Linked DNA regions of Mus musculus: region 2 is linked to region 1. The links are chromatin loops, found by intact Hi-C in ENCODE. Cell type or tissue: gastrocnemius. All regions are shown on one strand. Each heading gives the region's core, and the rest is flanking DNA. Links, peaks and the distances in the headings are about the cores only.

What was found. Peaks named below come from ENCODE experiments on the same cell type or tissue, not always from the same donor. Only the 100,000 strongest peaks of a DNase experiment are listed, where the experiment ranks them.
Region 2: a loop joins it to region 1, with 3 times the contacts of the local background. A loop is called at or near these places in 6 of 42 quality-filtered maps.

The regions. Positions count from the first base shown.
Region 1 is chr12:78,202,413-78,210,719 of GRCm38, forward strand. Gm6657 (predicted gene 6657) reads left to right here. Exons shown (of 9, transcript NM_001374218.1): 8 at 6,070-6,128; 9 at 6,411-6,615. The coding sequence ends at 6,473. Among named protein-coding and RNA genes, the nearest start is that of Gm6657, 9.5 kb to the left of the region's middle. In gastrocnemius, for the core only: a CTCF peak has its summit at 3,590 (motif pointing right); a DNase peak (open chromatin) is centred at 3,609; H3K4me3 peaks cover 637 bases; H3K27ac peaks cover 793 bases.
Region 2 is chr12:78,052,835-78,061,172 of GRCm38, forward strand. No RefSeq gene overlaps it. Among named protein-coding and RNA genes, the nearest start is that of Gm6657, 140 kb to the right of the region's middle. In gastrocnemius, for the core only: a CTCF peak has its summit at 3,338 (motif pointing right); a DNase peak (open chromatin) is centred at 3,349; H3K4me3 peaks cover 173 bases.

The DNA of each region.
Region 1 (8,307 bases), core at 1-8,000:
GTTTTCTTTTGTTTGTTAACACTTAAGGTCCCATTGCTTAGCAGTGAGAGTCACAGTGTCTGGCACACAATCTAAGTTCAATGTGGTCTAAATGAAAATTTTCACTATTATTATTACTAATAGTGGTATTCAAGAGCTATTGCACTGAGGTAAAGAATCTCTGTGGAAGAAATTACGTTCTCCTTTGTAAAGATAAAGTAATACTATATCCTTGGGCTATGTAGACAATAATATTTGACACTCAGAAAACTTAGTTTCTTTTCCATCTTTACCCCTGCCCTGAGAACTAGGGTTGATCTTATACAGCACATTGGAAGAGTCTGCTGCTTCTGAGCTGAAGGCATAGGAGACAGACAGTTGGAAAGGGCTCTGAGCTCACTAATTCAGATCGTTTTCTGGGAATGCCATTGATTTCCCCTAAAGACTTTATGATATCATAGAAAAATCATAGTCATAAAAAGTAACGGAAAGGTTATGATGGGCAGGGAAAGGATTCTTAAACGTTCAAGAATCTATTAATCTGAAGTCTATATTTTAAAAAGGGACATGCTGTAGAAATCCTAATCCAAGAATGGCAATGTCCTGCCAGTATCAGTAACTCTGTATGTGATCACTTCTTGATCTTAGTCCATAAAGAGCTTGAATGTCTTATAAACATTGCACACAACACATATGACCAAATAAACAGATGAGCAAGCCAAAGAAAATGGAAAATAAGTTGGTCAAGAGTATGATAATGTATGACAGAAGGGCTATTTAGTGGAGGTAGGCTATAAATGTATTTCTAGAATTCACCAGAAACTCTGGATTGTCAGTGTTCACAGTGACCACAAACCATTTAGTTAGGACAAATATAAATGCTCATGTTACTGAGGTCTAGGAGTGAGTTCTCCCCACCCCCAGGCCTTCAGAACGGGACAGAACTTCACTATGGAATTACCATAGTCAATATCTTCAATATTTCCAGAATATCTAAATTCCCTAGACTTTCTTATCTGTTCCTTGACACAATATGCAAACAAGTCATTATTATAAAAAATATTCAATAAGATGGAGAGACTTAGAATAACTTGGTCCAGGCATACAGCATTCAATCTTCGTTAATAGATAAAATTAGGAAAATTGAGGGAAAACTGGATCATCAACATATACTCAGGCAGAATTCCACACATATTTTCTTTCCACCTATATTTTGAAAAGAATTGGACAGCAGGAAGTTGGAAAGGAAGAGCCTGGAGACAATAAGTCATTCATATACAAAAGTTAAAAGACAAAGACATAGTATGAGAAAAACAGAAAGCTGTTTTATGTCACTGAAAATTAGCCAAAGTTCATCTCAAGGGAGCCATAGAGTAAGGAAACAGTTCTTTAAATTCCAGACTTTAAATTAAAGCCAGCCCCTCATTAGTGATTGAGCTCCATTTGCATGCCTCAGGAGACTCCCCTACACACAAAGAGCACTGAATCAGGCTGAACTGCGGCAGCCCACAGGTCCATGTTTTCCTCCCCTTTTTTTCACTCCTAGCAAACAAAGTGATAGGTTTCTATAGTGCTCAGCTACTACACGTTACCACAGTGACCGGCTGGCGCGATCCACAGATCCTGTGTTTTACTGGCTGCATCTATGCTTACACATACTCAAAATCTTTTCGTTTATTTGAGTCCAAATGGATCTGAAACCCAACAGTCACAGATTTTGTTATGTTGACTTATTGATAAGCTCTAGTTTTATTGTTATTATTATTATTTACAAAACACATGCTAGTTCTTACCATGGGTGTGCTGGTAGTTTTTTTGACAATTTGATATATAGGGTTATCTGGGAGAAGGAAGTCTCAACTGAGGAAAATGTTTCCCTCAGATTGGCCCATAGACACATCTTTTAGGGGTATTTTCTTGATTAATGGTTGGTTTTGGAGGGCCGTCTTCTGTGGACAGTGCTACCCCTGGGCCGGTAGTCTTGGGTTATAAGAGAGAGTGGGCTGAGCAAGCCAGTAAGCAATTTTCTTCCATGGTTTTGGCTTTAATTTCCAGCTCCAAGTTCCTGCCTTGAACTCCTGCTCTGATGTCCCTTCATGATGAACAGTCACTGGGACATGTAAGCCAAATAAACCCTTTCTTCCCTAAGTTGCTTTTGGTTGGAATGGTTTTCTCAGAACAGAAAAGAAGCTAAAACAATGGGAGAATTGTTAAATTACAGTGTTGTCAACAGCGGGGGGACTAGTGTAGCAGTAATATTTCCCAACCTCTTTAGGCTGCTGTTTATTAGTAATTCATTTTTGCTACTCAGGCTATCTTTATTTACATTCACACATTTATTGAAAACAAAAGCAATTAAAAACAAAACATAAAAGGATCTCGTTCTATAGCCTAAGCTGGCCTGGAGCTGACTATGTAGCTCATCCTGACCTCAAACTTCCAGTGATCCTTCTACTTCAGCCTCCTGGGTATCAGCATCACAAGCTACCTACCATGCTCAGCCACAGTTTTCACAAGTAAATTTAATAATAATGAGATAGAAAAATTAACTCTAGAAAGATGGTCAAGCCTGAGGCATGTTTTACCACTCTCGGAAAGTATAACTAACAGGAGGATTCTCTTTAAACTTTCTCCTTGGCTCTATCAAGTACAAAGCATTGGAAAAGGTGATGACTGAGCTGGGTGCTGGAGCACTCGCTATAGTCCCAGCATGCAGGGCAGAAGGCAGAGTAGTGCGAGGGCATCCTGGGTCGAGCGTTCAACTCAAAATAATTTTCCACTGTGATTTACAGGTTTTAAAGCCATGTTATAACATCTCTTAAATTCACTATAGGTGTCACTTAAAATTATTACAAGCTAGAGAAAGCACCCAAGGAGCTGAAGGGGTCTGCAATCCTATAGGTGGAACAACAATATGAACTAATCAGTAGCCCCAGAGCTCGTGTCTCTAGTTGCATATGTAGCAGAAGATGGCCTAGTTGGCCATCACTGGGAAGAGAGGTCCCTCGGCATTGCAAACTTTATATGCTCCAGTACAGGGGAACGCCAGGGCCAAGAAGTGGGAGTGGGTGGGTAGGGGAGCAGGGTGGGGGGAAGGTATAGGGAACTTTCGGGATAGCATTTGAAATGTAAGTGAAGAAAATATCTAATAAAAAAACCTAAAATTATTTCAATATCAAACCTTGAGAAGTTTTAATTCAATGAGAAAAGCCATGGCTCTAGAGTCAGATATATGTGTTGTAGCCCCTACACAACATAGGCAAGTTATTTGATTTTATTTTTTCTGTACCTAATATTTATAGCTACCACAGGTAGCAGGGCACTTTAACAGCCTCTCACTTCGTGCAACCCTTATAACGGCTCTGTAAGGTCTGCAATACAGAACAAGAAGCAAACTCAGAAAACCACAGTTAAAGCTCCGGTTCTGGACTGAATGACACAATGGTGGTATTAAAGTTGGATTTCTTATGTCTCTTCCATTCCTAAAAATTATGATGGGAACCCAAACTTAACTATATCGCGTCAACCTGAATTTGAGCACCAAGATCAAATTCAAGCTGTTTTTAGATATTTACAAATGGGTTGGGAGGCCTGTAATTATGTACTTAGCCCGGTAGGTGGCACCAACCACATCTAAGCCAAGTCCATAAGGAATGGTAACTCAGGAAACGTGAAATGCTGTAGGAGACTCGGCTTTCTGTTACCCCTAGGACAAAATGTGCCACACATTTATAAACCAAATGAAAAATGAAGAAAACAGCCTATTGATGTTTTGTGTCATGCTATATGGCATCAAGATGTATTACTGGCAGCCTTGATTAAACATTAAACATGGTGTTCTGCTGTACAGCTCTTAACCATTATTATTCTCCTTGCTTAACTAGTTCACCCCATTCTGAACAAAGAAACAAAAAATGAAAGCAACTGCCTACTTCCTCCATAATTCTTATCTAACACGTTTTCTCTCTACTACAAATAAGTTAGGCAATTAGGGCAGCAAAGGGAAAGGGCTGGGCTATTACACAAGCACTATTTGAAGGCTGAGCACTCAATAGCCCTTTTGGACGGTGTTCTGGTTCCTCTAGTTTCAAAAGAATTGCATTGCTTAAGCTTGGCTTAGAGGAAAGTGGCAAGAGATCCTGGGCACACCTCTTTCCCAAATCAGGCAAATACAGGTCCTTCCATTTCAGGTATTTCCAGATAGAAGGAAGTTTTCCTCCATGCTCTTGGCCCAAAATCCCTTGTCTCCTGTTGTGCTGTCTGGCTAAGGTAATGGTGCCTTCTATTTTGTTGGCAAATAATAGAGATGTTGTTACAGTTCAAGCAATCACTATTTGGGGAATTCCCTGAGGCCTGGGACTCACCATTACCAGTATCAGTCTTTGCTTCAGGCATCTGATGTACAAGAAATCGTTTCTGCTGTTCACACTCCGGGATAAGCCTTTGCTTCCCCCACCTCACAGAGATATAGCATATTTGAGAGCGTTTACTTAGAATTTGGCTCAGGGTTTGCGTCAGCTCTCCTTGCTTATGTCAGCCTACTTAAGACTGCAGCTTGTGACCTTCATTAATCACCTATCACAGAGAGCACTAAGCAATCTCTAAATTCAGATGATTTGTCTTCGGCAATAATCTTCAGTAATAATGTAATTGTGATATGATACTTGATTTTGACCACCCCTCCCCCATATCCCAGGCTCTTAGCATTTCTTTGAGCTCTCTGAGAAGATACAGAAAGTTCTCCTTAGAAGAACCCGAAGGCTGGATATTGTGCTACTGAAGCCCAGGGAAGTGGAAAATGAATATTCCTGGGAACCTATTTTCTCACTAATCCTCTGTCCTGAAAGCAAGTTATTCCTCTCACCTCTCACCTTTCCTTCTTTAATTTCTCTTCCTGATGGCTAAAATTTTGGGAGGCAGAGGCAGAAACCACAACTAGCTCAAATCTGGATCTTTCACCAAAGTACTGCTCTTTAAAAAGTCTATAAACTTTGAGGCAACCTGAAGCCTTTAAACATTAAAGTAGTGTTTGTGGTATTAACAGATGATGAAACTAATTTGTCATATTTTTATTTGTTTTTCCACAAAATCTTACAGAAGTTCAGACAGAAAGAATAAAGTTAGTTCTTTTTCCCTAAACATGAATTCAGTAAAAAATTTAAAAAGTAAACTGCATCCTCATTAAGACAGTGTTAATGGGTGACAATGACTCCACCTGTTCACACCAAGTGTTTAGGAGAGGAAGGAGCAGGATGCCAGAAGTGGGGGCTCCATTTTCTTTTTTAAAGACAGATTTTAATTTCAGCCAAGCAATGAATAATTATTATTGTTTGCTTTTCAGATTTCACATGGAACATGAACTAAAAATTACTACTGTGTGCTAAAATTCAAATTTAACAGGATTCCTTTCGATTAGACCTAACCTAGAAATGCTTGCTATGAAACACCCTACAATTTTCTTTCTCTCCTCCTGTTTCACAGCCCGTATATTACGCATCCTGCCTCTTCTCTCGCTTGCTGAGCCCCCACCTTTACACCTTGGCATTTCTTACTACACGGCTGTTTTGTCGAATATATGCTTGCATAGTGTACCTATATGGAGTTGGTTTATCATCTAGCTTCTTTCAAATGTTCGAAATTCATTTCTGCAGGCTCTCAAAATGTTTAATTTTTTTTTGGGGGGGGGGAGGTTTGGTTTTTTTTTTTTTTTTTTTTTTGGTTTTCCGAGACAGGGTTTCTCTGTGTAGCCCTGGCTGTCCTGGAACTCACTCTGTAGACCAGGCTGGCCTCGAACTCAGAAGTCTGCCTGCCTCTACCTCCCAAGTGCTGGGATTAAAGGCGTGCGCCACCACTGCCCGGCTTAAAAAATTTTATTTATATGTAATTCTGAAATGAGTTTTTCTGCTATAGAACAAAGGGCTGTCAATAGAAAAAAAAAGGTCTACCACTACAAATTTAATTTTTTCCCTAATTTTCTAAAACAACAATTTGACACCTCCTATCAAAGCAATTATTAGTCTTACAGTTATACAATTAAATAATGCCATGATGAATGTTAATAGACCTCATTTTCCAAATCTTTTCCTTCAGGTAAAATGGGTGCTACAACTATGGAGAGAGCAACAATCAACAGAAATGAACATGATACGGTGAGAGAATAACTTTCAAAACAACAAAACCACTCCAATTTTAAAAAGCTTAGATAATGGGTATAGATCTTTGCAAAACATTTGTTTATACATTTATGGATCTGCTTTGGCCATGTTGAGAATCCAACCCATGGCCTTGTGCATGGCAGTCAAGAGCTCTATTGTAAGCAACAATCCCAGCACTGCAATGCATTTACTATGCATTATAACTTATGATTGTTTAGAGTTGCAAACACCTGTTTTAACTTTCCCCTCTCTTCTTGTTCTTCTTCTATTTTAAAGAGAATCCCAGGATCAAAGAACTACGTAGAACAACAAGGAGGAACTAGAGAAAAGTCAGTATGATGATGTAGGACAGAGGCTCTTTTTTCTGAAGTCAATGCCAGATGAAGCTCTGAAGGTTTAGAAGGCTTTCCCTACTTTTGCTTTGGACATATTTGAAGACTAGGTACAGCCTTTCTGTTCACTAAAATCTCTCAAACCTTTATATTAGGTCTGTCCTTCCATTCTACCACCAAACTGGGGGAGAGATGTTGCACATTTTGGCCCTAAGCATGTTGGGACTTGAGTATAGGTATTATAAATAGCCACTAATTAGGTTGGTGAATTTTGGATGAAATGACTGAATTTCAAATCACATTGCTTCTAGTTAAATTCATAGACATTTTTTCTATCTCTTAAGTATTCACTTCTGGACTGATCATTGCTGGCAAGTAAGCATTAGGTGAAAAATAAAGAAAACTCTAGCCCCTGGATGGCTCTTACTGGCTCATGTGCCATTCATTGCTTTGTGGGTTGTTCCCTTGCTAGCTAATCCCTGAATACCTTATACTCACTAGCATTACTGTTTTCAGTTTAGGCCTCCTTTCCTGCCTGAGTTACCACAGTCTATTAATTGATATTAGTGCTTCCAAGCTCTCTAATCCATCTTACAGTACCATACAAGCTATTTTTTTTTCTTTAAGAGAAATGAGATTATGTCACTCCCCATCACTTTTTTTTATGAAGTCCAAATTCCTTCACGGGCAATAGTTGACCTGCCTCCTGCCTAGCTCCCCAGTCTCAACGTTCACTGTTTTCCTTTCCCTCACAGTCCTATAGTAAGTTCTATGGAACTGTTTCCAGTTTCCCCGAGGGAACGTGAGTTCTAGGTACAAAGCCGGAAGATCCTTTTCTCCTTTTCTGCTTGACGACTGCTCACGTTTTGTTTTTAATCTCCGTGTAAATGTGTGCATGTGCCATGGCATACGTGTAGAGGTCAGAGGTCAGCCTTCCATCTAGTTTGAGACGGGATATGTTATTCATGACTGACGCAGAAACCAGGCTAATTGTCCTGAGAGCTTCTGGGAGTGGCCACTGTGTCCACTTTCCATCTTGCTGTGGGACATACACTACCACATTCGGGCAATGTGAACACTGGCCCCTATACTTGTAGAGTATTTTTGTTGTTGTTGCTTTTTTTGTTTGCTTGCTTGTTTTTTGAGACAGAACATTGTTATGCAACACTGGCTCTCCTGGAACTCACTTGACCAGGCTGTCCCTTGAACTCACAGAGATCCATGTACCTCGGCATTCTGAGTACTAGAACTAAAGGCACTAAATGCCTGGCTCCCACTTTTTTTAAAGAATGAAGTTTGTTATCTTTATCCTATCCCAGTGTTTCTCAATCCTTTCTATGTATTAGGATCTCCTTGTAGACTCTGGAAAATAGCAATTTTCACTCCCCAAGTTATTTAAATCAATTTTTTGAAAGATAAGGCAAAAACATATAATTTTTTAGTTAAGATCCTCAGAAAATTCTAATGTTCATTCAGGTTTGAGGATTTTGTTTTGTTTTGTTTTTAGACAGGGTCTCCCTATGTAGCCCTGGCCCTCCTGGAACTCGATATGTAGACTAGGCAGGCCTCTACCTCTAGAATGCTGGATTAAAGACAGGCACTACCACATCTACCTAGGTTTGAGAATTCCTTAATGAATTATATTGCAATTATCGATTTACCCAGATCTCTCTCACACCATATGATGAACTCTTTAAGACACAGAACTATGTCTTGTTCATCTTTTCATTTTAACGAATTTATATGGTGCCTAGGATTTAACAGAAGTTTATTAAATGACATTGCACAAGGATTTGTTATGGCTTAAATATGAAGTGGTCCCCAAAGTTCAAGTGCAAATG
Region 2 (8,338 bases), core at 135-8,134, 150 kb before region 1:
GCTTCTCTCCATTTACTTTGATGTTGGCTACTGGTTTGCTGTAGATTGCTTTTATCATGTTTAGGTATGGGCCTTGAATTCCTGATCTTTCCAAAACTTTTATCATGAATGGGTGTTGGATCTTGTCAAATGCTTTTTCTGCATCTAACGAGATGATCATGTGGTTTTTGTCTTTGAGTTTGTTTATATAATGGATTACATTGATGGATTTTCGTATATTAAACCATCCCTGCATTCCTGGAATAAAACCTACTTGGTCAGGATGGATAATTGCTTTAATATGTTCTTGGATTCGGTTAGCAAGAATTTCATTGAGGATTTTTGCATCGATATTCATAAGAGAAATTGGTCTGAAGTTCTCTATCTTTGTTGAGTCTTTCTGTGGTTTAGGTATCAGAGTAATTGTGGCTTCATAAAATGAGTTGGGTAGAGTACCTTCTACTTCTATTTTGTGAAATAGTTTGTGCAGAACTGGAATTAGATCTTCTTTGAAGGTCTGATAGAACTCTGCACTAAACCCGTCTGGTCCTGGGCTTTTTTTTGGCTGGGAGACTATTAATAACTGCTTCTATTTCTTTAGGTGATATGGGACTGTTTAGATGGTCAACTTGATCCTGACTCAACTTTGGTACCTGGTATCTGTCCAGAAATTTGTCCATTTCGTCCAGGTTTTCCAGTTTTGTTGAGTATAGCCTTTTGTAGACGGATCTGATGGTGTTTTGGATTTCTTCAGGATCTGTTGTTATGTCTCCCTTTTCATTTCTGATTTTGTTAATTAGGATTTTTTCCCTGTGCCCTTTAGTAAGTCTAGCTAAGGGTTTATCTTTCTTGTTGATTTTCTCAAAGAACCAACTCCTCATTTGGTTAATTCTTTGAATAGTTCTTCTTGTTTCCACTTGGTTGATTTCACCCCTGAGTTTGATTATTTCCTGCCGTCTACTCCTCTTGGGTGAATTTGCTTCCTTCTTTTCTAGAGCTTTTAGATGTGTTGTCAAGCTGCTAGTATGTGCTCAGGGTATGGCTTTTTTGGAGAAGGTGTGTCACTGGGGTTGGGCTTTGAGGTTTCAAAAACCCATGTCATTCCAAGTAGCTCTCTTTCTACCTCCAACTTTCAGATCAGGATGTAAGCTCTTAGATACCAACACTGTGCCGGCTTGCCTGCTGTCTTGCTCCTCGCAATGATGATCATGGATTCTAACTCTTGGGAACTGTGAGCCTCATTATAAGTTGCCTTGGCCATCGTGTCTCTTGACAACAATATAAAAGTAACTGGATCAAGCGCTGTGAATACGGTTTTTCCCCCATCAAAATAGTTGATAGAAATCACAATCCCTGGCACTATCTTTTGTTGTTTCTTGGGAAGGTACCCAATCTGCATCCATTAGCACACTCACTACAGATACCTGAGTATCTATATGTAGCCCTCAGACTTTCTTCTGTCCTGCATTCCAAGTCTTGCTGGCCTCTTCATGAGTTAATAAGTCACAAAACCTCTTGGTATGCCTCTTTTCTATTTGTGTAAGAGTCTCATTTTTACCTTTTGGAGAAATATGCTTTAGCAACAAACACCACAACCTAGGAGAAGACCATTAGAACAACCTGAAGGACAGGCTTATCTAATGGTAAGATCTCTTCTTACAAAGTGGATGATCCAAAAGTTGTTGGTGAAATGAGGCAAGAAATGGGAGTGTGTGAGCAAGGTAAGATTGGGGTTCAGGGAAAGATGAGTAGTAGTTAGTAAATCTAAGGAGAATTAATGGTTATCATTTTTAACTAAGGAATTATGTTCAACACATGGCCCTCCACATGGTTCTGCATTACTCATTCCTCCTCCCAGATGAGAGACCTAGCCAACTCATCAACTCACAGTCCAGTGTGTCTTCTTATGTCCTTCTCTGGGGACCAGAAAGTCTACTCAGATGACAGTTACATAACCAAGGGAGCTACTCAAGTATTCTTTAAAGAATAAGCAATGTCTCCCTCCAAGGTGATTTCTGTCCTTAACTAGACCACAAAGCAGATGCCACTAAAAGAAGAAAGAGGGATCCCAAACTGAATGTTGTGCACCCCTTCTGATAGAGCACACACACACACCTGCTGTGCTAGCATCTTTGGAGGCTGCCCCACTCTACCAATCCAGATTCCAGATGGAAAACTGAAGTCTGCAGCTGTCTCTGAAAACATGTGAAGTACTTAGCCTCCTCAAGCTTCTCTTCTCCCAAAAGCTGTCTCAGGAAGCCTTACTCCCTGTCCTCTCCACTCCGACCCCCAGACAGACCAAGCCCAGAAGAACCATGACCTTTGCCTTGATTTCCCAACCCTGAACACACTGAGGGGAGAAGCAGCATGGGAGTGGGGGTGTCTTAGTTAGGATTTTTCTGCTGTGAGCAGACACCATGACCAGGGAAAGTCGTATAAAAGACAATATTTAATTGGGGCTGGCTTACAGGTTCAGAGGTTGAGTCCATTATCATAAAGGTGGGACCATGGATGGCAACTTCTAGGCAGGCAGGCAGGCAGGCACAGTGCAGGCAAAGCTGAGAGTTCTACATCTTCATCTGAAGGCTGCTAGTGGAAGACTCACTTCCAGGCAGCTAGGGTGAGGAATTTTTAGCCTACACCCACAGTGATACACCTACTCCAACAGGGTCACACCTTCTAACCATGCCACTCACTGGCTCAAGCATATACAAACCATCACAGGGGGGAAGCCATCTCGTTCAGACCAGTACTCCTTAAGAAGGCATCTCTGCAAATGTTCTCCAACCTTCAACAGCACAAGACAGATGGCATCCTTTAAAGACGCTTTTATGTCTTTCTCATTAGTCTAGGTCAGAGGAAAACTCCCCAACCAGCAGCAGGTATCATGAATTCTGATATCTGAGCATCCAATGTTTGTATGTGCCTCAGGAGTTGGTTGCTTCACTGTGCCTCCCAATATGATTGCTACAGGTACCTGGAAAAGGTGGTTTGGCTTACAAGCCCAAAGCTTTCCTGCTCAGCAGAGGTCTTCTTCAGGAAAGTACTCATGTGTCTAAAACTGGAGGAGGTTGTAGCCATTCCAAGTGGTGCAGTTTTTCAGCGTCAGAAGGGCTAGAGGGGGTGCTACCATAGAACACCATCCTGGCAGCCACTGGGATGTAACCTTAGAGTGATAGGGCACAGATATCCTGGCGTTTCTCAGTTACAGAGTTCTTGATACCCCTCAAAGAATAAGCACGCCCCAAATTCAGATGCATGGGGGTTCGGGGCAGTCGGGAGTGAGTGCCAGGCATACCTAATTCCAACAGCCGCTATGGTCCGAGAAAGGTACAAAGTGCCAGTGTAATTCAAGAATGTCGCCGCAAGATGGCAGGCTTTAACCTCTAATCCCAAAGCTCCAGCACTCTGTTTCCTGCAGGGCTGGGGGGCACGGGAGGTGGGGGGTACCAAGGTGATGAGCTGTATGTAGGCAGAGGCATCTCTTCATTTATTAATATTCCCAGATGCAGCTTGAGGAGATTTCATGTCACTTTAGGGAACTGATTTGTTTTGGCATCCATTTTCTTTAAGAAGAATAATTTCCTAATCATTTGTCAGATAAGGCACTTTTAAATTTTAGTTCCTCCCCTCACGGGGGGGGGGGGGCGGGGAGGGAGTCTGCCTGAAAGATTCGAGATAGAAAGGTTATATATTTGGCCAGAATATGTATCTATGTGTTCACAACATAACGATGCTGTTTTCCAGGGGTCCCAGGGAATAAACAACTTACCTTCTGGTAAAACAAACATTGATGGGCCTTATAGGAACACAACGAAGCCAGAGGGCTAAAGTTATATTAACAGTGACTCTAAATGCTGCTTCAAGTCTCAACTATAATTATAATTTTCACCATCAACTCCACTGGCTCTTTCTTCTAATGATTTCACCACCAACTTTAAAAAAAAAAAGAAGTGATACAGGAATTTGTGTCTCAAGGTATTCAAGGTTATCATCTTCTAAAAGCAGAAAACGGGTAATCTGCTCCAATTGCTTAGAAAGATGATTGCTTGCTTGTGTGTGTAGAGACTCTGTGAGGGTGGGAGGCAGGAACCCCCACAGAGGGGACAGACAATCTGACACTGGGTACTGTGGCTACCTAAATAATCTGAGTTCTGGACAAAACAGGGAATTAATTTGATTGCATCTGGATGAAGTCGGTTTCATACCAATAAGAACCAGATAAGGGACTAGAGAGAGTTAACTGGGAGCATCTTAACTCAAATTAAGGTATAATTTCCTTAGGGTTTTCAAAATAACAATAGCTTGCAGAAGGTAGTTAGCACTCATACTGGGAGAAGACTTGGCCCATCCTGTTAATAAAGACTTGCTCCTGGGTCCAACCACAAGAGCCAGTAATTAGATTCCACTACTCTGTGTCCCAAGCAGCTTGCTAGGTGACCATTAGCCTCTTCCCCAGAGGTGGAAGTGGTGATCCAGGGATGTCACACAGGTCAGGACTCATGAAGACAAGAGCAATTAACCTCCCTCCAAGTGTGTGTCTGGCTGGGAGGGGAAGCAGAGACAGGACTGTGCACGGTACATTAAAAAGCATTTATGAAGGGGTAGGTCAGAAGAGCTCAGGGAAAGAACCATGTAATGAGTGATGGTTATTAATGACCATTATTATCCTTGTCCTGACCCAAGGACTATTCCTTCAAGATTGTTTACTTAGTATGCAGAAGTGAAGCTCCGACACAAGGGGCTCCGGGACTCTATTAATCCACTGGTGATACACACAGAGAAAATAGCTCCATAAAGTGAAATTCTCTCCTAAAAATTAATATATACAAATGAAAATTTTAGAGCCCTCGTGGTCTACCAGAAGAGAAATGGATCGATCCTCCGTGCAGTGAATCCCATAATGGAGGGCGTCAGGGCAGTTTAACATGAAAAGGATATTGATCTCTCTTGTTACTTGATTCAACTTGATTCCTTCTGGATTGCCAGAGGCCTCTGTGACAGCGTAGACTTTGGTCTGGAGGGCAATCAAGAGCCATACTTTCTGGTCTTCTATTTATTCATTAAAGTTTGACAATATTTCTACAGGGGAAAATAAGGAGAATTCAGAGAAAGTCTTCATGTATGCCAGGTCCTTTTCAGACTAAGAAATGTGTGAACAGGCTGCTTCAGAGGTGCTGGGAAAGAAGATAGACAGGCAGGCCATCACAGCATGATGGTGATGTTTGTTGAGGTTTGGTTTATAGTTTTACTTATTAAACTGTAAGAATTCATTAATACAACTCTATTAATATTTTAGACAGTACTTCCCAAAAAGAGAATTTAAGAAAAAACAAAGTCCCCTTTTTATCAGTTCATACCACCTAAATTATCTGTCTTCTGTGGATGGCACTGCTAATGCATGATATGTGCCTGAGATTTTCTGTGGTCTTTGCATCTACACACACACACACACACACACACACACACACATGCACACACACACAGTTACACACACACACACACGTACACATGCACACACACATACATACACAGGTACACGTGGACACACACACAGTTACACACACACACATGCATGTGCATGCACACACACATACATACACAGGTACATGTGGACACACACACATGAGCACACAAAGTGAAAGTCAGGAACAGAGATTCTGTAAAAACAGAATGAGACCATGTCAGCTTTCCCTTACTATAACAAAATACCTGAGACAATCAAGGTGAAAGGAGGAAGATCTCTTGGACTCATTGTAGAGGTTTCTACTCATAATCACTTGGCCCTGTCACTTTGGGCCTATGGCAGACATATATGGTGATCAAAGCTTTATACAGCATGGTGGCTGGGAGGTACAGAGAAGGGCATGAGGTATCCACGGCCTCAGTAGCCCCTTCACTGACCCATCCCAGAAAACCCAACTTCCTTCTACTTCTACCTGACTCTACCACCCAACAGTCCCAACCACTTCCCAGGAATGCAATAAGAAGTTGGTAACCAAGCCATTAGCATGTGAGCCTTTCCCACACATTTACAGCCCAAACTATAATGAAACCGTTCATGTTACAGAATTTAATATGCTTTGGGAATTGTTCAGTGAAAGTAAAACTCCTTTATTCTTTAATAAGTCATACCACTCCATGGTATGAAAACCTTTTCACTTGATGTTTTTCTTTTGTCTTAAGGGTCTCACTATGTAGCCCTGGCTGTCCTAGAACTCTCTCTCTCTGTAGACCAGGCTGGCCTCAAACTCACAGAGATCCATTAACCTCTACCTTCCAAGTGCTGGGATTAAAGGTGCATGCCACCACTGTCCAGAAAGCCTCATGTTTAAAACGAGGTAAAACAGTTAAATCCATCAAGCTGACTGTATATGGAATAGACACTAGCAATACAGACAGAGTGTGTGGAGACAGACCAGCAGAGAGGAGTGTGACCAGACACCTCTGCCTGCAGATACAGTCTGTCGAGGGGAGAGGGAGAAGAGGAAAGCCCAAATGGGCTAAAGGCTTATTTAAAAAAAAATAAAAAAGACTGAGTTTAACTAAAGACTCCTAAATTTGTTCTGAACTGGCAAGGGTAAGCTTATTTATCACCATGAGTAAAAAGAAAGAAAAAACCCTGAGTGTTAGTTACTCGAGCTCCGTTTCCCATTATACAACTTAAATGTTACTATCTCAGAGTGCTGGGGGCTAGGAGCTATCGATGAAGACACCAAAAAAGTTGGTTTTAAGTTGCAGAGAGAGAGAGAGAGAGAGGCTTTCAGACTCCCTCTCTAGCTCCTTGTAGTTCAACGGCAATCCTCCACATTATTTGGCTTATCAATATTTGGTTTACAGAACCATTACTCTCCTCTGTCTACATCTCGTGATTTCCCTGTGTGTATGGCCATGTCCAGACTCCCCCTTTTTATTAATCATATCGGGTTGGGGCTCACCCCAGTGAGCTCCTTTCAATTTAGTTATTTCTGTAGAAATTCTCTCCAAATAAGAACATGTTCTGAGATACAGGGTTTAGAATCCCAACATATCTCTGGCAGGAGGTAGAGGGGAGGGGGAACAGAAGATTTTAATACACAACAAATGTGAAGACTAAAGGGAAACACGGCTCTGCTTTTGCCCATTTAAATTGTCTACACTGAAATGTGTCCCTGCAATACAATTTCGCTTGCATCCACAAATAGAAAAATTAGGGGCTGGGGATGTGACTCGTCAGTAAAGTGCTTGCCACACAAGCCTGACACATGAGCTGGATTCCCAGCACCCACATAAAAGCCAGCCACTATGAAGGTGGAGGTGGGAGGATCCCTAGAGCTTGCTGGCCAGCCAGTCTAGCCTAATTAGCAAACTCTGGGCTCAGGGAGACTCTGTCTCAATAAGCGAAGTGGAGAGCAACTGAGGAGGAAGACACCCAGCATAAATCCCTGGCCTCCACGTGGGTGTGCGTGCATACATAAACACACAGGGAGAAAGGAGAGCAGGAGAAGAAACAGAAAAATTAATTGCAAAGTGTACATCTAAAAATACTTACATCAACAGAAGGGACAGAGCCCAAGAGAAGGCACAAGAATGAGAGACCTACTTGTTCTCTCATGCAGGAATCCCATAAAAACACTAAACTGAATGCCTGGATGCCGTAATGTAAGTTCAGAGGCGCTGGTGCAGCCCCGTGCAGCCCTGTGCAGCCCCATGCAGCCCCGTGCAGCCCCACGCACACTGCTCCAGCCTCTGTGACTTCATATGAACTTTCTCATGTTGATTATGGGGGTCTTGTTTCTTGGTTTCCTCCTTTCCCTCTGGCCCTCACACTCTTTCTGCCTCCTCTTCTGAGGAGTTTCCTGAGTTCTAAAGGGGGGGGGTAATAGAGATACCCCATTTTCTGTTGGTCTGTCTTGTTCAATTCCAAAGTGATTGTTTTTCTCTTATCTTATTATGTTTTATTTTGTGGTATTTTTTAAAAAATGGATGAATGAAAACTTTGCTACTAGGATAAAAGTTAACAACTGAATTTTCACTTACATGTGCTGGGAGAGGAGAAAAAAACATTTGTGTTCTCCAATAGAAGAACACTGGGTATATCAACCCCTCAAGGATAGTCCACAAGAACATCTGCTTCTCAGTTCTAACATACGCAGAGGACCCAGGTGAGACCCTCCAGGCTCCCTGATCTCTATGCGCTCCCATGAGTCCTGGTCAGTTAGTTCTGCGGCCTGTGTTCTCATGAGTCCAGAGGGTTGTATATGTGTGGTTTTTATTCAGCTACAGTTTGGTTCGGTTTGGTTTTCTTTTGGGAGTGATTCTAGCTTGTTTTCTTGGTTTTGGTGGGTCTGTTGTTGTATCGGGTTTCGGGTTTTTGTTT